Regions from separate parts of the Mus musculus genome. Here all the other regions are linked to region 2. Evidence: chromatin loops called from intact Hi-C (ENCODE). Cell type or tissue: left cerebral cortex. All regions are shown on one strand.

What was found. A loop is a pair of places that touch in the nucleus more often than their neighbours do. Peaks named below come from ENCODE experiments on the same cell type or tissue, not always from the same donor. Only the 100,000 strongest peaks of a DNase experiment are listed, where the experiment ranks them.
Region 1: a loop joins it to region 2, with 6 times the contacts of the local background. A loop is called at or near these places in 8 of 42 quality-filtered maps.
Region 3: a loop joins it to region 2, with 2.8 times the contacts of the local background. A loop is called at or near these places in 2 of 42 quality-filtered maps.

The regions. Positions count from the first base shown.
Region 1 is chr16:11,455,894-11,463,893 of GRCm38, forward strand. The region is part of intron 13 of Snx29 (sorting nexin 29); the gene reads left to right. Among named protein-coding and RNA genes, the nearest start is that of Gm32100, 120 kb to the right of the region's middle. In left cerebral cortex, a CTCF peak has its summit at 988 (motif pointing right); DNase peaks (open chromatin) are centred at 418, 546, 930, 4,555 and 2 more places; H3K27ac peaks cover 2,324 bases.
Region 2 is chr16:11,523,129-11,531,128 of GRCm38, forward strand. All of the region lies in intron 14 of Snx29 (sorting nexin 29), which reads left to right. Among named protein-coding and RNA genes, the nearest start is that of Gm32100, 57 kb to the right of the region's middle. In left cerebral cortex, no CTCF peak of the experiment used is centred here; DNase peaks (open chromatin) are centred at 3,527, 4,061, 4,930, 5,003 and 1 more place; H3K27ac peaks cover 1,182 bases.
Region 3 is chr16:11,611,970-11,619,969 of GRCm38, forward strand. All of the region lies in intron 15 of Snx29 (sorting nexin 29), which reads left to right. Among named protein-coding and RNA genes, the nearest start is that of Gm32100, 32 kb to the left of the region's middle. In left cerebral cortex, no CTCF peak of the experiment used is centred here; DNase peaks (open chromatin) are centred at 731 and 3,815; H3K27ac peaks cover 477 bases.

The sequences.
Region 1 (8,000 bases), 67 kb before region 2:
CTGGCTGCTTTCTGTGGTTTATGTCTCACAAACTGTGACCTCTAGTGACCTTGTTAGTCATCTATTTTGCCGTCTTTGGACTTCATGCTAGCAGATTTGCTGTTCCTTTTTTGTAAACATTCTTGGTGACACTCCTAATGTCCATAACTAATATAACATACATATAACACAAGTGATTTAGGAAGCTAGCTTATAGTTTATGTGAAAGAGAAATGAACAAGAAGCCATTCATAATAGAAGCAGACTCTGTTCTACATTGGTTAGGATAGTTCTGGGACAGAGTGAACCACAGATGCCAGCTCTCTGCTGGCAGGGCCAGCCTAGTCTCTCCAGGGCTGAGTGGGATGGTGACTGTTGCAGCCCAAAACAAACACACCCAGGCCGGGAGTCTGTCAGAGCAGGAACTTGTTTTATTGTAGCAGTCTTTCCTTTATATAGGGTTGAAGAAAGAGGTGGGGATTTTTGGTGAGGTGAGATGATGTAGAGGGCGGGGAAGGATGCCGTAGGGTATAGGGTGACTGACAGAGCCAATAAAGTTATTCTACATCAGTGGTAGCTAGGCAAAGGCAGGCTTAAGCAGAAAGTGCTGAGTCACTCCAGTACGGAAGTGAGCAAGACAGGTCTCTAAACTAGAGCAAAGACTCAGACTTCCTCACTAGGCCTCAGTATCTGGCGAATAAGGCCCAACCCACAGCTTATAAAGCACTTCCTGGTCCACAGCTTGCACATAGAGAGGGAGGACCAGAGTGGCTGTTTATAGCAAATACGGAATGAAAATGCAGAGTGCAGCAGACCCCAGAGGAGAAGGGCTGTCAGCATCTGTGAGAGGCGGCTCCAGGTTCAGATTCTACACCAGTCTCCTACAGATGGCCCTAGGAGGCCGAGCCAGCACTGTGTACTGCCCCAGCCTCTCAGAAGGAATGGTGTCTTCAGCCTACTCTACATTTTGGCCTGACTATGCCGCCAGGCATGCCTACTTATCCCACACCTGAAGGGGGCAGCATTGCCACCAAGAGAATCCCTGCCTCAGCCTTTTCCCTTGTCCTTTTTCTCAGGACCATTGGCAGAAACACTGCAGAATGTATGTTTAGTCATCCTCTTGACCTGATTCCCCACGTGATCTTCTGAGCACCTACTGTGTCCAGTCACCCTTCCCTCTGCCTCCCTCATTCAGGCTACTGGACGAGTCACTTGTCTGGTGTGATGAGCTGAGAGTCCCACCTTTGCTCCATGCTCAGCAGCAGCCCCAGGTCCCTAACTTGCAGCTGAGAGCAGGGGAATCCATGTATAAGTCGGGACTTGTGTGTTAGGCCCAAGCATCAGGATAGGCAAAGATCTGTCTCAGTGGAAACTGCTCACCTGTAGTCTGGTGCTGCCGGAGTTCTTCCAGGCTCTGTAGTTTACCTTGTTCATTTGTTAACTCTTCAAAGAGCAGCTGTTTTGTGGTAAGCTTTATCAGTTAGAAATGAACAGAGCATGGCTGCGTGAGCCTATGTGTTTAAATTGAAGAGGGGTGGGTGGGGTGGGATGGGGTGTATAGACACAGATGTTAAACATTTGGCTGAGTGATTCTGTGCGCCAGCCATGCTCAGGTGTAAGTGTGGCATGATGTGGGGCAGGGGTGGGATTAGTTTTGCGTCAGTTTACTTTAGTCTTTGGGTTTGTTTGGTTTTTGTTTTTGTTTTGGCAGAAGCTTGGTAGATAGCCCAGGTTGTTCTTGATGTTCTTGAACTTAGTGTATAACCTAGGCTGGCCTTGAACTCAGAGTCCCATTGCCTCAGCCTTGAAAATATTAGGATTACAAGAGTGTGCTACCATTGTCAGCTCTGTCTGAGGCTGGGGTAGAGGGAGGTGCCTCAGGCACCATTTAAGGAAATACTTATTTACATAGGAGCCTCTGTTCCCAGTGGATGTGGGATGGCAGATGGCCACTTAGTGCCTAATGCTTCTCCTTTGGAAAGCCAGGGTGAAACAGTCTTACTCTTATAGATTTTTTTGCAAGAGTTAATGCTGATAAGTGCCACCCAGAGGCCCCTGCAGGTATCCTTAGCCAGAGCTGGGACCATGGAAGTAATTTATTCCTACACCTCAAGGCTACAGTCACTTTTTGGAGTTCATCTGGCTTGGTGTTGCTCAGACATAACTAACGTTCTAATAAAGAATTCTCTGGGTTAAAGTGCTAACCATGCTGCTTAGCTCTGGCTGCACATTTCAGTCCCCAGGGGAAGCTTACAGAACTATTAGGCCCAGGCCACCTTCCAGACTAATTAAGTTAGGCTTTCTAGAGGCGAGACCCAGACTGCACAGGTCTGGTGCCCAGATGTTAATGTCCTGCCAGGTATTGGGTGATGGAAGTGCAGCAGGCTGAGCTGATGGTGGGCACTTCTGAGGTTCTGCAGGGGATGCAGAGGCTGCTGGTGACATCCAGGAAGGTGAAGGTGCTTGATATTTTTATTTCAGAACCAAATGGAGAGTCAATTTGTTACTGTTAGTTTCTTTTGGAAGTGTTGGCATTTTTCATTTTTGCTTAAGAGTTTATTTTCAAGTAAGCTGTAAACAACTTAAGGGATGACTTTGTTTACCGATCTGTATGTGAACTTAAGCCTAGGCCTGCTCATGCTTTGCCCGTCAACACGGATTGCGTGTTCACAGGTTAAAACTGCACATGTGTTTTCTGAGGTGGAATTCTTTTTAAGGCAGGTTCTTTCTTCCTATATGGTCTAGTCTGGTCTTTGATTGGGACCCCCCTGCCTTAGCTTCTCTAGTGCTAGCATGGCAGGGGTGTGCTGTCAGACTCAGCTAGAGCAGAATTCTGTCATCTCTGGCTAGTTGACACTTCTTAAGGAAGTTTTTATTTCTGTGTTTTCAAACATTACCCTGCAATTGTAAAAGCTGTGGACCAACCCCAAATGGGAGGAGGCCCAAATCCCATGGCCCAATGCAATCAATCACTGTCTTCATTGTTAGTCCATCAAGTCCATTTTCTAAGCTTAGTTTTTACACCTTTAGTTGTGTGTTGCAAGTTATGTGTCATGTGTTTTATATTTTCTTCTGTTTCTATGCAGATTTCAGATCATGTTTAAGTAGCCCTCGCCCCAGCAAATGAAGGCAAGTGTGACTGATAGTCTTTACGTGTGAGGACAGAAGAGTTCCTAAAGACACCCACTTGGGTACAGTCTCTGCTAGTGCTTTAGTTTTTATTTGGAGGGGACTGGCAAGATGGCTCAGGTGAAGGAGCTCCTTGTTGAGCCTGGAGACCTGAGTGTAATCCCTGGATCTCATGTGGTGGGGGAGAGTGAACGCCCACATGGTGTCCTCTGACCTCTACACATGCACTGTGGCACACGAGTCTTCACACACATGCACACAGATTATTGTTGATGAGGCATTTATGCCTTTAGGTTCAAACTCACTTTACAAAATCTGATCCAGTAGTGCACAGCAGCTTTGAAGGAAGTCAACCTTGTTTCTCTGAGTCTGTGCACAGGGGGTACTATGTCTGGACACACCTTTATTTATCACGATGTCACTTTCCTTCTTCCTGAGTTCTTACAGTGTATCACAAGCATACAGGCTTTTCTAAAGCCACTCCTTTATTAACTGCAGCTTGATTCCTAGAGTACAACTGCCATGGTAGAAGGTCTGAGCATTTCTGAAGACTCATGATTTGTGCTACAGTTTGGATGGAGTTTTCCCTGGAGGGGGATTTGGGATCCTCAGTATGGTGGTGTTGGGAGAGGATGTGGAGCCTCAGCGGGGCCTGCTGGGAGGTCCCTGCCTCACAGAGCTGCCCCTGAAGAGGTTAAGGGGGCTTTGGAGAGACTCCCTTCCAGCTCCATCTCTCCTGACACTTGTAGCAGGAAGCTACCCCAGAACTGTTGACTTGCTTTCAGATATGATCCCCCCTTTTTTATTTTTAGATTTATTTATTTTATGCATGTGAGTATACTGTAGCTGTATAGTGGTTGTCGGGAATTGAATTTTTTAGAACCTTTGCTCGATCTTGTTGGGCCGCTCCCTTAGACCCTGCTCTCTCCCGCCCAAAGATTTATTTATTATTATACATAAGTACACTGTAGCTGTCTTCAGATCACCAGAAGAGAGCATCAGATCTCATTACTGGTGGTTGTGAGCCACCATGTGGTTGCTGGGATTTGAACTCAGGACCTCAGTGCTCTTACCCACTAAGCCATCTCACCAGCCCCTAAGATATGATTTCTTAACCAGGCAATGCACATCTGTAATCCTAGCACCAGGAGGCTCAGGCAGGAAGATTTTAAATTCTAGGCTAGCCTGGGCTATATAGTAAGTTTGATCAAACCCGAGCTATGTGGCAAGATCCCCTCTGAAAACAACAAAATCAAAAATCAAGTTGAATGGTTGAAAGCATTTGCTGTGTCACCTCAGCACTATGTTGCAGCAGTGCAAAGCAAATTAATACAATCTCTTTGCAATAGAGTCTTACTGTAGAGAACAGAGCAGGCTGTGAGTGGGCCTAGTTCACTGTGATTGCTAAAGCTGTGTGGCATGTCACAGTGTTTGCAGTAGTTTCCAGCCATGTGATGCTGAGTCTGCATCCACTTCCATGAGACAGTAGGTGACTCCTGAAGCAAAGATCCTTGTGTCACAGTTCTCTGTCCCTCTGTGTCTTTTCTGTGTGTAATCTCAGGAGTGGGATGCCATAGTCAAGGCATATGGTTGTAGTGGAACAAGCTGTATACCTTTCTTAGCGCACTAAGTAGGACATACTCCGGCCTGTGCTGGTACTGCCTGCTTCGCCTCTGTTTCACTCCTGCTCGTGAGTTTTAGAAGGTGGAGTTTGGTGAGATTCCCTCTGAGAAAGGAAGGTGGAGAGGCCAAACACTTGAACATTGCCTCTAGATCTGAAAATGTGCAAGTTTCTTCTCAAACAAAAGAGGCAGTGAGGCTCAATGGTGAGGGTCAGTGTGGGCTTTCCAGGCACGTCTCCATGGGGAACGTGGAGCATAGCGTGGCGGGAGGAGGGCGGAACGCCTTAGGCATTGCCCAAGCAACCTCAGGCAGTAGAGAAAGCCACGGGGTGTTTGCTGATTCTAAACTGTTCTCTTAGATTCAGGCTTTGTTGAGGGAGTGGAATTCTGGAGAGTGAGCAGGAAGTTGTATCTGTGTGAGCGTCTGCCTTTGGAAGCATGTGCTTACATTATGTGTGTGACCATCAGACCTTAGTACCCAGTGCAGGTAGGTGTTCCCCACAAAAGCTGTACCACCGTCTAGGCAGTTCATCAAGATATGAGAAGCCTACAGCAATTCCAGGAGGAGTGGGAGAGTTGGATCTGAAGTGTCTCTTTGCCCACACAAAAGTGCGGAAGCAAGAAGAGATAAACTCACTGGAACCAGGAGATACGAGCCAGCCCTCACTAACAGGTTATGCTTGTTGTGCACGGGGGAGGGAAGCTTGGTCACTGTTCATTAGTGTTTCATTGGGATGCCTTTCCTAATGGGAAGTCGGGAAGATCTAGAGGGTAGAATTAAACTTACAGAGCAGTGTGGAGGGATAACAGAGAGCCTGAAAAGGTGACCCATTGGGAGAGATATTGCTGCTACGGAAACTGTGAGAACGAGGAGCTGGAGGTTTTTGCTGTTGTCCACTGGGCTCTGCCTCTGCCCAGAGAGAAGGCAACATATGCAGCCTGCCTATTCACAGAAAGTAATTTTTCAAATCTTTCCAGTACAGTTTGGCTCACAAGGTGGTAATTTCTGTGTCACTGACATGAAGCCTGGGTCTTAAATATAGTCAGCATGTGAGTGCCCTGCAGGCAGTGACAGTGGCAGTATGACATCACTGCCAAGCCACTTCTTGTTATTTTGGAGCCAGAGTGAGCAACAGGAAGCTTGGCGGAGGGGAGATATTTTTGGCCACAGCAGCCATGTGGTTTAAAGAGAGACAACTGTCAGGTCTAGTGCTCGGGAATTTTGCAGACTTTGTGTGCTGCTAAGTTTGTATTCACAGGTTTGCATGAAGTGGAGCGGAGGCTCAGACATACTAGACTTGGCTCTACGCTAGCAGCCCTCAGAGGGTGCGGCCTGCTTTCTTTGGCGCAGATGGACGTTTCTTCAGATGCTTTTTCTTTACAAGATTCAAACTTAACCTCACCGAATGCTCAGCTCCAAGGCCAAAATCAACTTGGAGGGCCCAGAAAACTGCCTGCCTGGCTTTAAAAGTCCCAGTGAGCTACTTGGGAATGACAGGGTGTGTGTGTGTGTGTGTGTGTGTGTATGCGTGTGCATCTAGATGGTTCAGCAGGTAAACTTGCTCATGGCTAAGCCTGATGACCTGTTGAGGAAATGCTAAGGAATAACTTGGGGCTTGAGGTGCCCTCTTTTCTCCTGTGGGCTTTGTAACTTTCTAGTTCCCAGAGATCTGTGGCAGCATCAGCTGAGAGAGAGGGTCTAGCACTTGCTGCTGTCTGTAATTTATGAACTTTACGTTCACCTCATACTGCAAAGGGACCATAGCAATCTAGTTCTTGAAAGCCCTCCCCATGTGCTCTATGGCACAGGCATGTATCTCTCTCTCTCTCTCTCTCTCTCTCTCTCTCTCTCTCTCTCACACACACACACACACACACATGCACATACAACATATAAAATAATCAGTGTAATTTAAAAGAAACTCACACAGGGAATGTGGTGAATGTCTGTAATCCCAGCGCTTAGGAGACTGAGGTAGGAGAATTCTGACTTCAAGGCCAGCCTGGGCTATATAGATGAGACTCTGTCTCAGAAAACCAAGGACCGTGAAGAGTGCTTGCTCCTTGTGGGAGGCAGTAGTCTGCAGTGTAGAGAAACTTTACCTCGGAACCCAGCCTCCTGGATTCCTAGTGAGAGGGAACAAGGAGTTCTTCCACATGCACTGAGCACTTGGACACTCTCATGAGGCAATTCTCTTTTCCAGGTTGTCTGGGAAGGGCCTCTGCTGTACCCATGGTTTTCCTCATTGTTTCTTTGTCTTTCAGACTCCACAGAGCAGTGCTTCCTCCCCTCATTTTTTATGCTGCTCTTTTTGTTTTGTGTGGCACTTTTCATCTTGTCTGTTTCTACCTTTGTGTTCACACCCTAATCTGGTCAGGGGCTTTGTCTCAGGCATTGGGATGCAGGAGGAGTTTGTTGAATGAGTTAACATCTGAATATGTGTCCCTTGTGTGTTGTTCTACTGTTTCTGGCTTACATTTCAGGTCAGTTCATGGTCTAGGATAGCTGCTGAATTCCCTGATACTGTATCTGTCTTCAGGCCAAAGGAAGAGAATCAGAGGTGGGAAATGTGTCCCAGAGCTGGCATTTTAGCTCAGTGAAAGGTGCTGAACGTGAATGAGGCTCTGGGTTCAAATCTCAACAGAGCAAAAAAAGTGCTTCTTCCTCTTCCTCCTCCCCTTCCTCCTCCCTCCTCTCTCTCCTCTTCCTACCTCCTTTTCCTCTTAAAAATATTTACTTTTATTTTTTGTATATTTTCTTGAATATTATACAGAAAATAAAAGTAAATATGTGCACCATGTGAGTGCCTGGTGCCCAGTAAGGCAGAAGAGGGCATCAGATGCTCTGGAACTGGAGCTACAGAGAGTTGGAAATCACTCTGTGGATGTTGGGAACCAAACCTGAGTCCTACAGTGCAGCCAATGGTCTTAACCACTGACCCATCTCTCTAGCACCAAGTTCTTTGTGTTAAATTTAAAAAGTATTGTGTATGCATGCAGGTGTGTGTATACACTTGTGTATGTGCATGCATGTATGGGTATGCACACAGGCACATGTATGTATGTGCGTGCGTGTGTGTGTGTGTGTGTGTGTGTGTGTGTGTGTGTGTGTAAGAACACATGTGGAGGTCAGAGACCATCTTCCTGGAGTCAGTTATTTCCATCAACCATGTGATCCTGGATAGCAGTCATGGTTGCATGTGCCTGGTGATCCATTTCATTGACCTGTGTCGTCTTTTTTGAGGAGGTAGCAATTCTGTATACAGGTCT
Region 2 (8,000 bases):
GGAGGCAATGTGCTGTTTAGACTGCTTCTTGTTGTCTTGGAGTGTCAACATCTTTGGACACCCAAGCAAGCTAAGATGAAGGCCAAGCCCAGGAAGAACAGGCTGTTTCACTTGATGTCCAGGCTGTGTGGGACCTCTGGGGCTAGGGACATGCAGGCAGGCAGTGGATGCCAGGCTGAACCTCCTGGGGCTGGCCGCTTTGAAGCTGTCCAGGATGCAGAGTTTGAAGGAGCGTCTGGAGCTAACATTAAGGTTGCTGGAACAGATATTATATTGGGGGCAGAAGGTAAAGTCAAGGAGTTTAGGGGAAACTTTTTTCTTAGATGTCTTTTTGAAACTTTTAGGCCCATGGTCCTGGTAGTTGGGAGAAGGGAATGTTAAGATCAGGGAAAGTGGAGGAGAGGTCACCCTCAGGAATAACCAGAAAAGGCAGGTGGGGAAACAGGCTGTTGATTGACAGTACTTATCTGGAGTCCATTTGACCCATGAGAGGTGGGTTCAACTTGATTCCCTGAGGCTTACAAAAATTTCTGAGCTTACAAAAAGAGATAAGTTTTAGATATATCAGCATCACCACTGTTTGTAACCTGTACTGAAATCCACATTGTGGAAAAGGCAGTAGTCTCACACCTTTGAGTCATAGTAGAAGCTTGGGGACCCTGAGTTAAAAAGACGAACACTCCTCTATCCAGAAGGCTGGGTGTGTGTAGACTGGACAGATGTTTTAACACGGAGAGAAGCACTTTCAAGTCTATACTTAGAATACAATCAAAGGAAATTTAAAATCTCCAGCTTGTGACTCTAGTAGTAGTCAGTGCTTTACCAGAGCTAGACTGATGGCTCATCAGAACTCCACTGACTGATGCCAAAACCGAACTTTTGAGCTCTTAATGAAGCAATAGCATAGAGAGGGAATGAAACCCAAAACATTTTCATTTTTAAACATATCTTTAATTACTTCTTTATACATTTATGAATCACATTTATATACCTTTCTCAAGACACCTTTTTAGACTTTTATATCTTGCATTTACATATCTTAAAGCATTTTTCTATCCAATCATTTACCATGAGGCAGCTGAGGCCTTGGCCGCTGCTGTGAAACTGACAGAGCTATCACTGACTACTGTATCCACCATCAGGGATCTGAGAAGGTAAACTTTACCTGAGAGAGCAGGGAATGCAGAGCAATCAGCTCCTCACCTGTTAAACATGACAGAGACTCATCAGCTACCTGGGCAGCCATTCTATGTTCCTCCATGGTAGTCTGGATTTCAGTGGTGACAGAGGGCTAAGGCAGCATGAGGGCTCAGAAGATCTGACAGACTTTCCTGTGGAGGAGGAACTTGGAGGGCCAGCCTACCTTGTCTAGGCAGAGCAGGGCAATCAACTTTCTAGTGTCTTGTTTGTCTACAGTTTGGAGAAAATCCTGGTGACTGGCAAAGTAAATAGCATTAACCATGCTAAGTACTAATATAATTAGTTATAGTAATAAACTTTATGTTTTCATAGTTATTTTTTAAAATTAAGCCTAAAGCAAATAATTAGGAAATGGCAAATTTTGTTTAGTTTATTTTTTTGTTTGTTTGTTTTTCGAGACAGGGTTTTTCTGTATAGCCCTGGCTGTCCTGGAACTCACTCTGTAGACCAGGCTGGCCTCGAACTCAGAAATCTGCCTGCCTCTGTCTCCCGAGTTCTGGGATTAAAGGCATGAGCCACCACGCCCGGCTTAGTTTAAATATACTTAATAAATAATGGCCCTCAAACTCTTTGGAGAGCTGCTGAATGTGGCATTTGCCCAGTGGTTATCTGAAAATGGTGGTTAACTCACACGATACATACTCTTTAACATTAGTAAAGATGGGTGCCAGCCACATGGCTGCTTACATCATCATGAGGTCATCAGCCAAGATGGAGGCTACTTAAAAACATCTGTTGCTACTTAAAAACATGCTTTTCTAGTAGCTTTATTTTTTTTTAAATGAGAGTTGAATCCAAGTTACATACACATATACTTACATATAGAGTTGAATCCAAGTTACATACACATATACACTCCGTTGAATCTAAGGTACATATACAGTATATTCTAGACAAGAGTTGAAACACACACACACACACCTGCTGTTGTGTCATTTGGAACAGGCACAGACTCAGCCTACCCCTCCTCCCCAATAACTGCCACGTAACAGAGGGTCACAGGCTGGGGTCACACAACTTTAAACTACTCTTTATCTTTTGTTGGCTTGGTTTTTGGAAGACAGCATAAAATTTATCTTCTTGGATTCTCAGTTATTATTTTTCCCCTTTCCCCACATGAGTATGAATTATAGAGGGCTGTTTTTTGGGATTTGACTCTATCACAAGAGAACTAGCTTCAGTGGGAGCAGTCCTGAGGTAGCTTGTGTCCCATTCTCTTTTTTGTGTAATTGAATATTTTATCAGGTTTTGAACAGCAATATAATGATCCCTAGTCACCCATCTCTTCTAGTTCTCTAAGTAACCAGAAATGAATGATACATATGAATGTACACAGACAGACCTTAGGCTCTCTGATACGTGTACCTGCTCTACATTTTTCTCTCCAAATGTGATTCGAGCATACTGGGTTGGCTTGGGAACAAGCTGCCTTGTTTGTAAACCCAGTTTTTAAAAAAAATTCTGTATATTTCCTTGGCTGTATGTTTGTGCAGCACATGCTTGCATATGTGTTTGTGCAGAGGGTATTAGATTACGTGGCACTGGAGTTTATAGGCTGTGAGCTGCTATCTGGGTGCTGGGATTTGAACTGTAGATCTAGTTCTATTGTGACATGCCCACACCTATTTGTTAGTATCACTGATGGCTGCTTTCATGAGGCAGTTGTATAGCTAGATAGTTCCAGCAGAGACAGGAAGGGGGTGTCCTCTAAAATACACACTAAAATAGTTATCAGCTGACCTTTGGAGGAATTGGAGGTCCCAGACCTGCCTTGTCTTTTCCAGGTAACACTGTCACTTAATAGAACTTTTCTGGGTCATCCTTTCGGTATCAGAATATTGGAATCACCATGGGTGTGCTGTCTGCTCACAAATCATTCTCTGCATGTATAGGCTGGCAGGTGGGGGCGGGGGTGAGCACAAAGACCTCAGTGCCTCCGATAGGGACAGATGGCAGCCCTGGAAGTCAGTGTCATCTAGATCTAGATCTTGACTATCCCTCCAGCAGCATTCAAGCACATTCCCACCCCAGCAGCCAGCCTGCAGTCCGCTTCCTGGGCTTTAGCCCAGCCTAGACAGGAGACCTGTGATCCTGCTGTTAGAAAGGTCTGTGAGGCCTGCCGCTTTACTCTAACTTCCCTCGCCTTTAGCAGACAGTTGAAACCAGCTATGGCTGGATCTGGGTGCTCAGGGTATTTACCAGCAGAGCCAGCACTGTGTGCATTCATTCTGTTTCCAGACCAGGGTGTTTCCTGTTTTGGCAGAGGAAGCGGGTTGGGCAGGTACACTAGAATGGAGGCCGAGGGGCTCAGGGCTTGCATCTTGGGTGTGGGCAGCAGGAGCAGGGCTGAGCTGAGCTGGAGAGATAGGCAGGGCCAGAAGAAACCTCCAACCCAACCTCCACATTACTTCCTCCCCACTGTCACTCAACCTTGGGTTTCCGAGCTCGTCAGACTCTGCCTTTAAAGGGAGAGTGACTTTTAGGCACCTAAAATATTTTTCTTTTCTTTTCTTTTTTTCCTTCTTTTTTTTCTCTCTCTTTTTTTGAAATTTCTGACATTGTTTGAATTTAATGATTCATATTACGAATTATTCATGAAAATGATCTTTTAAGCTTCTTATAATAGCTGAAATTATCCTTCATTAGATACTGACAGTTCCTGTGATGGGTGTAATTATAAAAAATATTCTTAGGCTAGCTATATTCTGCAGTGTTAAAATTACGCAAATGAGCAAGGGACAGGAATAGAAGCTGAGTAGGATGGTCAGATTTCATGGGATAAGGGGGAGGGCACCGCAGGCTTTCTAAAAATGAATAAACATGTGCTTGGGTGTCCAGCGAGCATGCCTCCCGCACAGTCTGCCTTGCTGCTCAGCCGCACCTCCCTGGCACGGGAGCAGAGGCATGCCAGTGACGGGCTTGTGTGCTACGCTTGCCCACCCATGAATCGTGGGATGGAGAAGGTTCTTTTTCTCTCCCCTTTTAGCTCTGTTCACTCAGCATTTTCTGCAAGGCGCACTGTAGTAATCCTAGGTACTTGAAGAGAGTAGCAGTTTGCTGCTAACAGATAGTACAGGGAAGGGAGGAATGGAGCAGGAAGTAGGGCCCTGGGGCTGGGACAGTCACCTGGGTGACAGAACCTCATCATGCTTATAGCACAGGACAGCCAGGGCATGCGTTCCCAGCTCATGGAGACCACCTGGTTTTGGGGGTTTGAGCTCGGTACTTTCTCTAAGGTTCTATATATCTGGCTGTCCTTGAACTTATGACTCTCTTGTCTCGGTCTCCTGGTTATTCGGATTATAGACATGCCTACTCTGCCTGACTTAGATTCTCATTTTTGATTTTCTGTGCTGGAGGCAGACATCAGGACCACATGGCACTCCCCAGCTGTAGACAAGCACTCACCACTGGCCACATCCCCAGCCATCTTCACTTATTATGAGACAAGTTTCACAAAGTCATCTAGGTTGTTCAAAGACTTGCTGTATAGCGCAGGCTGTTTTTGAACTTGAAGTCATTCCTCATCTTCCTGAGTAGCTTGGATGACAAGTCTGTACCGCCATGCCTGGACTTCTCTCGGTATCATGGAGGATGAGTAGAAGGAGGCTGACTCAGTTTATTGTATCCATGTCTTCACACCCCATGCTGTGCTTCTCAAAGCCTCTGAGAGGCGAGCTGGTTACTGCAGTTGCCACTGCCGGCCCTGCACTCGCATGCACATGCACCAGCTATGTAGCTGGCTCTCCCATCTTCCCAGTTTTGACCTAGTCTACTTAAGAAAACTTTAGGAAGAGAGGGTAATGAGAAACAGTGGAGTGTGGCCACATTTACGTGTGCCAGCAGCCAGGCATAGCTCCAAATGTGCTCTGGTGTAATCTCTGTGTTTGTCCTGCATTGCTAGGTGTGATGAGGATCTTCACTCAGCCAAGGAGGAGTCAGAGCTTAGCTAAACTCTCACACACAGATTAGGAGGTGAGACAATGGTGTCAGCTTCTCGGGGCTGGTGATGGATGCTTTGGGGAAGGGCTTTGTTTACCCTTCCAAAGGTGCTCAAACCTTCCTTCCTTCCTTCCCTCCTTGTTTGTTGGCTCACTCATTCTTCCCTCCCTCCTTCCTTCCAACCAACCATGTCTTATGTATCCCAAGTTGACCTTAGAATTCCTTTTTAGTAGAGAATGACCTGGAATTCTTGTCTGCATCTCCTAAATACTGAGGTCACAAGCATGCAGCATTGCATCTGTTTTAGGCAGTGCTGAGAATCAGTTAAGAATTCATGTATTCTAGGCAAGTACCTGCCAGCTGAGCCGCATCTGAAGCCGCTGTTTGTGTTATTTGGACTCTATTCTGTGTGTCTTTTAGATGCTGGACAGGTAGGTGAATTCTGCACTTCTTTATGACATTGCTGAGCTGGGGGTAGAACACAGTTCTGACCTCTGTAGTCTTCTTCTAAAGGGTGCACAGCCCTTACATCTTATCATCTCCAGATGATAGTGTCACCATGTGCTCTCTGTTTATACTGCAAAGCCAAAGGCCAGAAGCTGGCAAACATTTTTTCTCAAAGTTTCAGGTACAAGTAGTTCAGGTTTTCTACTGTTTCTGCTTCCTCTTTCTCCTGTTTCTCACCCTCAACTTCTTCCTCCTCTTCCTTTTCCCCTTAATATGTACAAACTTTCAGTAAACCCAAGGCTGGGTTTGTGTGTTTGGTACATGGTATGTCAACCCACGTTAGAGATATTGTTAATATTAAGCTATTGCTTTTAGATAATAAATCCATGATGGTGAGCTGTCTCAGTCAGCGAAGTGCTGATTTTATGGGCATAAGTGCCTGACTCAGTTCCTAAATCCATGTAGAGAAAACTAGGTATGGCGATGTGTGCCTGCAATGCCAGCACTGAAACAGGCAGGCTCCTGAAGCTTGCCGGCCAGTTCCAGGCCAATGAGAGGCTCCGTTTAAAGAAACACAGTGGCCAGCGCCTAAGGAAGGACCCTTGAAATTGTCCTTTAACCTCCACATGCATGCATACACATGTGCACATACTTGCACACTGCACACGTATGTATCTGTACACACATGAAGGAAGGTTTAAAACCTGGACTATCCTTGCAGGTTGAGTTTTGGTATGAGTTGATCAGTTCCTCACTTGGAAGTCCTTCTGAGCTTGCTTACCCCACATCACCCTCTTGTTGGTGTGCTGCAAACACCCTGCTCCTCTGAAACCTTCCCAGATGACACAGACACCAGTGTCAGGGTGGCTGAATTAGCCAGCTTCCTCCACTGACACAGCACCTAAGACAATCAGCTTGCAGCAGGTAAGAGCCCTTTGCTTCTGAGTTCAGAGGTTTTAGTTAATGGTCAGTTGGCATTTGTGTATTGCACCTCAGGGGAGGTAGAATGTCAGAGTGTGGAGCCTGTGGTGGAAGACCCCACTTACCTCACAGCAGGAGGAAGTATGAGGAAATAACAAGGGCTCAATCATATCTTGAGGGTGGCCCTCTATGACCTGACTTCTTCCTACTATGCCTTACCTCCTCCTAATAGGACGGTTATCTGGGCTCCAGTGCCTTTCGCCCGAAGGCTGCTTGCTTTCTTGTTTTGTCTATGCTTTTTTTCCCACAGTTTGCAGAAAGACCATGTGACATTGTAATGACTGGACTATGTGTGCTAAACTGACCGAGTTGGGTGTCCCCTCCCAGCTTCCCATGCTTCGGAGAGGAGTGGGCTGCCCGTATCTGATTGGTAGAGTGCTGTCTTCTTATAGATCCTTGGCTGGCCTTTTCAGGCCACTGACTGTCCTCTAGTTTTAGCTGTCTCAACTGAGGGATTGCTTCCATCTATTTGGCCTGTGGCCCTGTCTTTGAGAGGCTGTTTTGATTGATGATTGATTTGGAAGAGCCCCACAGCCCAGTCACTGGTGCCTGCCTTAGGCAGGTGGTCCTGGGCTGTGCAAGGAAGCTAGCAAACCTGAGTCCGGGGTAAGCCAGTACCAGTGGCCCTCCGTGGTTTCTGCTTGAGTTCCTGCTTTCACTTACCTCAGTGATGGACTGTGACCTGGAGTCTAAGTTGCTTTTGGTCATAGTGTTTATCACAGTAATAGAAAGCAAACTAGAACACAGCTGTAGATGTTTTCCTCCTCACTCTGAAAGCAAACCATCATGTGGGTTTCTCTGGTGAGCAGTGGTTTGCTCCGTGTGGCAAGATCTGGGTGATGAAGTGGGGGTGAGATCCAGCGGGACCTTCCCGACTGTTGTATTGTCGCTCTCCTTTTGGCTCACTCCTCACCTGTGCTTCAGCCCTCCGTGGCCGGGATCCATACTGCAGCCTCCTGCTGTGCTCTCCATTTGTTTCCTAGAGGCCCAGCGGCTCATGAAGGCTCTGACTGGACCCTGCCTGGATCTGTGCCCTTGAGAGTTTTTAGCTCTCGATCAGGAAAGCAGTTTCTTCCTCCCTCCAGCGTGCCCATCTTAAGAGCAGGTCCTCGGTGCTTCCCAGCACATGTTACCAAGCTATGCAAGGAGTACAAGAGTGGGCATTGACATCACTCTTGTGGAATTTGCATGGATGGGGCAAGCGGTACATCTCCCTGTCTCCCTCCCTTTTTTCCTCTTGTCTTCCTCTTTGCTTCTCTCCCCATGGGCCAGCCACCCATTCTGATGCCAGATGGTCTGCAACCAAGTGCTTGCGCTGGAGGCTTACAGATGGTTAGGGAGGTGCACAGCAGGATGCAATCTCTGTGATTCAGGCAGATATTGGTGAATTCAAGGCAGCCCAGTTCACATAGCAAGCTGCAGGCCAGCTA
Region 3 (8,000 bases), 89 kb after region 2:
CAGTCCCACATCTCTACCCCTGGGATAAAAATGAAAACATATTCCTATATTTCTGTGTTTACCAAAGAAAACAGAATTCTCCAATTGTCACTGAACTGGGTGGTACTTCCTGTGGTACATGCTAGGGACCTACCTCCAGAGAGGCTGTCCATCGTCTTGCTGTCATTTTAGGTGACATATGGTGACATCTTTGGAGGCTTTAGACCTGCAAGGGGGTGATTCTGGCTCCTGAAATATCCCAAATATATCTAACTCACCAGTGGAGATAAAGCCCCACAGGAGTACAACCTGCTCAAGCCTGCCCTGTTTGGTACTGGTAGGGTTAGTACTTGGACCCAGGCAACTTGGGCTGCCTGCTTCTGCCCTCCCCTGTTGGTCTGTGACAGACATTCACAAAGACAGTTTGTAGGCTCTGTGTGTGCAACAGTGGGCTAACCCTGGATGTCTTTAAGAAACCATTAACTAACAGAGAAAGTGAGAATACCATTTAGACAGGGAGAAAACCATAATATTTACATTCTGAATAAAATCAAATTAGGTCATCTCTACAGACCCAAAGGCAGTGCTTGCTCTCAGAGTAGCTAGCATGAGTCAAAATTGCTTCAGCTTTCAGGGAGAAAGTTTTGGTGTGCAGCTTATTGTGACATGGGCAAAGCCAAGGTATTGAAAATAGAGCCTCTGCCCAGCCTCCTGACAGCACAGAACCTGAAATAAATCTGACTGTAGAGTACTTCTTGGCAGGAATTAAAAAGGAAAAGAAAAAGCTCTTGTAGCAGGTGGCACAAAGGCTCTCGCCTGCCCTGCATCTGTGAGGTTGCTGGGCCTGCTGGCTTCCACTGGTGCCTTTTGTGTTGTCATAAAACCAATTCCTTAAAATCCTGTCCCCTCTGAGAACAGTAATAGGAATGACATGTTATCTTTGTCCAGGGTTAGCATTTAGAGTGTGACATTTGCACCTGTTTGTGTGCTTCTCAGAGACAGCAGGCATTATTTGTTCTCCCATCTTAGAGAAAGGCCAGGGGTGCTTTCCTGCCTGGCTGTGAGGATATCTGTGCTGCCTGAGGACAGCAGCCAGAGTCAGCTTTACCTTTTTAACCACCTCAGCCGCAGGTGCTTAACCCCTTGCTCACAGAGGACACACCGACTGTGTCACCTGTCCAGTGTCATCCACCTGATAATGATGGAGCTGACATGCAAAGTGAGGTTTGCCTTCCATGTCGCACTCACCTCACCCCGAAGTTGCTGTATGGAGGTTTTATATGTTTGTTTTTGAGCCAGAGTTTCTCTGTGTAGCCCTGGCTGTCCTAGAATTTGCTCCATGGACCAGGTTGGCCTTAAATTTAGAGATCCACCTGCCTCTGCTTCCCAAGTGCTGGGATTAAAGGTATGTGCCACCACTGCCTAGCATTCATAGGGTTCTTTGAAAAACAGTTTTTAACTGTGATCTTTATTAAGGCACAGTACACTGTGTGTCTGTAAGGCACACAGCCTGATATTTGATATACATTGTACTATAAGTTGGTAATTTTGTGGCCACATTGGGAAATTGTAGAGATTGGGTCAGGCACTCTCAGGCTTTTATAGCAATCTTCCTTGTTTATTTTGGAGACAGAGTCTCATGTAACCCAGCTGGCTCTAAACTTCTAATCATCCTGCCCCAAACCACCATGCCTAGATTAGCAGTAGTCTTGAGAACCAGGGTCTTGTGAGAAATATCTTACTCTATTTCAAAGCTATGCTTTCAATTGACCTGGGGCTTAACTAGGCCCCACCTCTTAAAGGCACACATTTCTCAACATGGATCCTTGGAGTACAAAAGATGTCTGAAATGAACTAAGGAACTAATTTATCCTCAACCTTAAACCAGAAGGGTCTTTCTAGAATGCTCTTAAAGAAGCAACTTCAGGTAAGGTTTGACCTAGAAAGTCAGAACTGGTCCGGGAGGCCTCCTTGCTTCCTTCCTCTCTGTTCTGATTCCAGTGTGCTGTCTTCCTTTATGAAGCTTTGCAGCTACAGAGCTCACGGCCCTTGGCAGTCCTACTCTGAGGAAAGGGACCTTTTTTTTTTTTTCCTTTTAGAATTCAGCCAATGACTTCATTCTCATGGACTTTGATATGCCTATCCTGGAAGGATGTTGTGGACTTATATGATAGATATTGACCAGAAATTAGGCATGGGATGCCCTGTCAAACCTTATGGCAGCAGACAGGAGAGGGTCTTTCCCCAGAAAGCTTGTGAGAACTTTCATAGGGGTAAGGCAGGTCTGCCTATTGTGGGATCTAATGTCAGCTGGAATGCATTTAGAATTCTGGGTTTGGGATATGGCTCAGTGGGTAGAGTGCTTGCATAGCATGCTAAAATCCGTGGGCTTAATTCTCAGCACTGCACAAATTGGATATGGTGATGTGTGCCTTTAATCCCAGCATTTAGAAAAATGAGACAGTTGAAGTTCAAGGCCACCCTGGTTACCCTTTCAACACAAGGACACTGATAAATGTGATCTAGTCAATGGAATGATGCAGGGAAGTACCTTGCTAGAGGCAGAGAGTGACAAAGCATTGAAGAGACACGGGCAAAACTTTTATCTCCTCTCTTCACACCCATCTCTTTTGTCTTATCAAACTTTACTCACAAAGCAAGCTCTGGGACCCTATGTGACTGGGCTGGCCACATGTTCATAAAGTCATCACTGAATGAATGAGTCTGTTCATAGCTGCTTCCCCTACTGACATTTTCATTTATTAAATATGTTTATCTTGTCATGTCTGAGTTCCCAGGCCTTTCAAAGGCAAGAGTAGTTTTTGTTGTAAGGGGAAAGAGTTGTAGGGGACACTGCAGGAAGGTGTGTGATAAAGTTAGAGACTCTGTGTGTGTGTGTGGGGGGGAGGTATGTGTGGGAGGTATGTATATGTGTGTGGTATGGGTTGGTGGTGTGTATATGCGTATTTTTTTTTTCCGAGACAAGGGTTTCTCTGTGCAGTCCTGGCTGTCCTGGGACTCACTCTGTAGACCAGGCTGGCCTTGAACTCAGAAATTCACCTGCCTCTGCCTCCCAAGTGTTTTTATGTAGTGTGTGTGTTGTGTACATGTGCATGTGTTGTAGTATGTGTGTGTGTGGTGTGGTGTGTGTGAGAGGGTGTCTTTCGTGTGTGTGTGTGTGTGTATGTTTATGTGTGTTGTGTGATGTGTATGTGTGTATTTATGTGTGTTTTGTGTTGTGTGTATGTAGTGTGTGTATGTGTGTGTGGTGTGTTTGTGTGTTTATGTGTGTGTGTAGATGAGAAGTAGGCATATGACAGACCTTCCAGTGATTTCTCTGTTGTAAACCCACGTGGCCATATTAGCTTATTGACTAGCACCAGCCTCAGATCTGAGCTTGACCCATGTAGATTTCTCTGCCTGCAGCCATCCTTCCTAGGCACTCACCAATCACTTTGAGAAACTCTTTCCTCTCTTTGTAGCCAAGAGGGACAGCTTATCTGGTTCAGTACACTCCCCTAAGTGACAACACCTGCCCTTCTCGTAAGGACCTTGGTTGAAATTGAGTATATCTTATGTCCTTCCCATTCTCTTCTCAGCCTGGGTTCAGCACCAAAGTGTGGATGAGGCGAGACCCTTTCAAGCCACACGCCATCTCTACCACCTACGTGGATCTCCATTTCTTTTTTGACATTTGAAACCAGAATGCTAAGCATTCTCTTTCCACAAGTTGCTTTAAAGACACGTTTTATTGTGGCTCTGTGGCTAAATTTGCAAAGCAGCATATGTGTGTATTAATCTGTCAGTTCTGAGTCATGTGCTAGTTCTGTCCCCAGAATAGATGCCTCAGGAGATAGATGCCTCTTTACAGCTTCCCCTGACCCCTGCTGACGTGTTTGTCCAGGCTTGTCTCCAGCTTGGATAGGTTTGGGGAGCAGATGGACCTTGCTGTCAGTCTGGCTGGCTGTCAGTCTGGCTGGCTGTGTGGTTCTTCCTTTTGGGCCTCAGTTTCTTTGCCTATGAAATAAGGACAAGCTAGATCATCCTGCTTAACCATGAGAGGATGAGGTAAGAGTCCTTGGCACAGCTAGTATGGGTTAGCTGTTCTCCCAGCCAGGTACTAATTAGATCCAACTCTGCTTAGCATCTGAGATCAGACATGACTCGGTGTGTTTAGAGTGTGGTGGGCAGGGGTTAGGGTATTGCTCAGTGGCAGAGTATCCCACCCCCAGCTTGTGTGAGGTCCTGGGATCCACCCTCAGTACTAAAAACAAGACAAAACCTAGAGATTGTTGTGGCTGTCAAGTGTGTCAGCTCTTTTTCCTGGCTGGATTTGGACACCTTACTAGTATGTAGCATCCCACTGAAGACCCTCCTAGGGTTATAATTTCATGAATGGTTTCTAGACATGGCTGACTTTAATTTCACAAATTAAATACTTAGTTCCTCTATGAAGCACGTGTGTGTGTGTGTGTGTGTGTGTGTGTGTGTGTGTGTGTGAGTGTGTGTGTAACAGACCCGGCCCAGACTTTGTAGAAACAAGTAAGTTAGTGAATGTGAATTGGTTATCTATTTCTGCTGAAGATATCTGTCTAAAAATTAGTGCTTTCAGATAGTATCTTACTATATTGTTGACTTGTGGCAGAATTGTCAAACCAGCATATGTGTGGATTGGTCTGGGTGTAGAGTCTAATGCTAGTCCTCTGTGGGCCTCAGGTTTTTGCTAGCTACTGCTCGGTTCCTTGACACAGAATGACTGACAACAGAGCTGGCTCTGTTAGAGTGGAGAAGTGGAGTGCTGTTGTGTGGAGAACAGAGAATAAGCAAGTGCAAGAAGGACACTCCATCCCACAGTCTCTAAGCAGGGGCATCCCAGTGCTTTTGCCATTTTCTCCTGTGCTAGAAGCAATGGGAAAAGGTCCTGCCCATACTCCATACTCACAAGGGCAGGGTATGCACATCTGGAGGTGGAGAGGTCACTGTGTTGTTTTAGCAGAGGCTTCCCCCACAGGCAGGGAAAAGGTGCTCTGGGTAAACACAACCTAGTGCTGGGAGAGTCTTCCAAAGCCAGGGTTTTCAGGGAGGTCTCTCTGCAGAGGACACTCAGAGAAGAAAGCAGATGGAATGGAACATGAAGGTGCAGAGTCAAGGGAAGAAGTAGAGGAGAGCAGTGTGAACTTCAGTCAGGAAGGGTAGCAGGGCTCAAGCCTGCATGGGAGAGCCTGTAGTAATGAGATTCACTGCCTATTCTGTGACAGGGCTGTCCTATGGGGAGCCGAGTGCTGTCATTGGGAGTTTTGCTCTGTTTCATTTGTTTTTCTATAAGGTAGGTTCTTGCCATTTACCCAGGCTGGCTTTGAACCTATTGTCCTCCCTCCTTAGCTTCTGGAGTGCTGGGATTACAGGTGTGTGCCACTGTGTCTGGCTTGGGGGTTTGCACTTATATTGAGCTGGAGTTGGTCTTGCATTGGCCCAGGCACTAGGAGTCATGGAAGTGGACTTGACATGAGCCATTTGTATGCAGTGTGAGGGACTGGCTGCCCAGGGTTCACAGTGAGATGAGACTTGGTAGATGGCAGGGAGCTCACAGAGTGAGGAGCAGGGCAAGGTGTAAGAAGGTGGTAGAAGCCATTCTACCGCAGAAGTTGAAGGCAGGCCACTCATGTCCACGAGGAGGGGATGTGAAGAACTGTGGAGGAGAGGGCACGGAAAGTGACAGGTCCTTTCACTGGAATTCTGGGGACAGGTCCTCTGTGGTTAAAGCTTGGAATCTTGACAAGACAGAACAGCAGGTCCCCTTGTCCCCATTATAGAGAAAAGAATTAGAAATTGCCTCAGGCACATCAGGGCCCCTCTGAGACCCTAGAATTTTGGTGGTATATCTCTCTGATCTTAGGAAAGCTCAGAAGGTTCATGACATATTTGAAAGCTCCTGGTTGCCTCTGCTGAAAAACATTTCATTGTCTTGAGAGCTAATCCTGTGTATACCACATGCTCAGGCTGCCCAAGTGCCTGCATGGTTGGCAGCTGCTTCACTGTGCCTCTTCTTTATGGCCACTGCTATGTTTCTTCTCATCTGCTCTCCCTCCTGTAGGCTGTGTAGCTACTGTCCCTAGACATTCATGTCCACAGTTATAGTCTCTTCTTTAGGACTCCCATCCCTCCCTGGCATGAACATCATCATCCTCTTTTACAAAGTAGAACTTCAGGTCCAGGAAATTGAGCTGGCTGTCCTGGATCTCAAAGTTGGGAATGAGGGGGTGGGTCCCCATGAGACCCATTTGCTTTCAAGTCTTGTGTCTCTTCTTTTCCCACACACTTGCTTTTATTCCTTTTTAAAAAGTCTTAGGGTCTGAATGTGTCTCTGGTGTCCATTTTAAGATCCCCAAAGAAGAGTCTGTAGGCCAGTAGAAAGACTGCACAATGGGCTTTATGCTTTGTGTGGCAGAGCATCCTGGAGACAGACAGGCTAAGGAGCAGAGAAGCAGCCATTTTTCCATGTTGTGATCTTTTTATGCTGCTTGCAGTGCCTTGCTCTCCATTCATTCTGTGAGTGAGTTCTGAGCACCAATGGTACCAGGCACTGCTTAAGTGTGCCACAAGCATGGTGTTGAACACAGCTGCAGCCCTGGTCTCCACAAGACCCTGCCTCATGGGAAACATTTTTGTAGAAAGAACTACAGATAGCCTGTGGCACAGCTGGTATTTCTCCTCTTGCTTTGTGAGAAAAGGGTACTTCTGGTGGGTGAAGACTATTTACTGGATGTAGATCATTACTGGGTGTAGACTGTCTCCTCTACTGTGTGTAGACTATCCACTGGGTGCAGACTGTCCACTAGATATAGATCATCACTTGGTATGGACTGCGCACTGGGTGTAGATCATCACTGCGTGTAAACCGTGCACTGGGCATAGATCATTACTGTGTGTAGACTATCTCCTGAGTGTGGACTATCTACTGGGTGTAGACTGTCCACTAGATATAGATCATCACTGGGTATAGACTGTGCACTGGGTATAGATCATCACTGGGTATAAACCGTGCACTGGGTGTAGATCATTACTGTGTGTAGACTATCCACTGGGTGTGGACTATCTACTGGGTATAGACTATCCACTGGGTGTAGGTCATCACTGGGTGTAGAGTATCAATGTGTGTAGTTCTTTCCCTGGGTGTAGCTCCCAGACTAGGTGTACGTTGTTACTGGATGTAGATCTTCAACTGTGAAGGCAGCCTTGGAGTTCTGTTGACTGTCTGTGTTTAGCATTTAAAAATACCTTTAGGTCAAATCTGTTTCTGTTCTGTTGTACTGTTCACATTTTTAAATGTGAAACCTGTAAGAATGGAGCTTCAAAATGAGGCGGGCTAAAGTCTCATGCAATAGTCACCTTTATTCAGAGCATCAGACAGTTTATACTCTGCCGGTTAAGACAGTTTATACTCACCTGAATAAAGTCACAAGGACAAGCCACATGTGGCAAAACGTGTTTTTTTCCATCGAGGCAAATGGATATAACAGCAGCCAGTTGTAATGAATAATCTGAGGAAACTCACTCGGATCTGCTATACCTGGGAAAGGCACAAAAACATAAGCCAAGAACAAGTCCTTGTTGAAAAAAAAAATAACTGAGGTCACAAGACTTGTCTTGTCTTGGTGTTTTCTCACAAGCACTCTCAGGACTCTATTCTTCGACCCTATTCTGTCATATTCCCCCCACCTTTTATTTTTTAATAGCAGGAGATCCAGAGTTGTTTTGATTTGAGGTGTTGTAGATAAATGTAATTGTCATTTGATACATGAATATCCTATAAGCAAGCAAATATTAGAACAGTGAGAGCATAGTGTGTAGTGCTTGGCCACCAAGAGCAGGGATCCAAACTATTCATACTATTTGTTACATTGTTATGCTGATCCTAAAAACCTAGAGAATGGCTTGAAAAGAGACCTATATGATTAGTAGCTCTGGTCTCTTGTAGAATGTAAACCCATATTTGCCTTTCATAGGAATATAAATGTTAT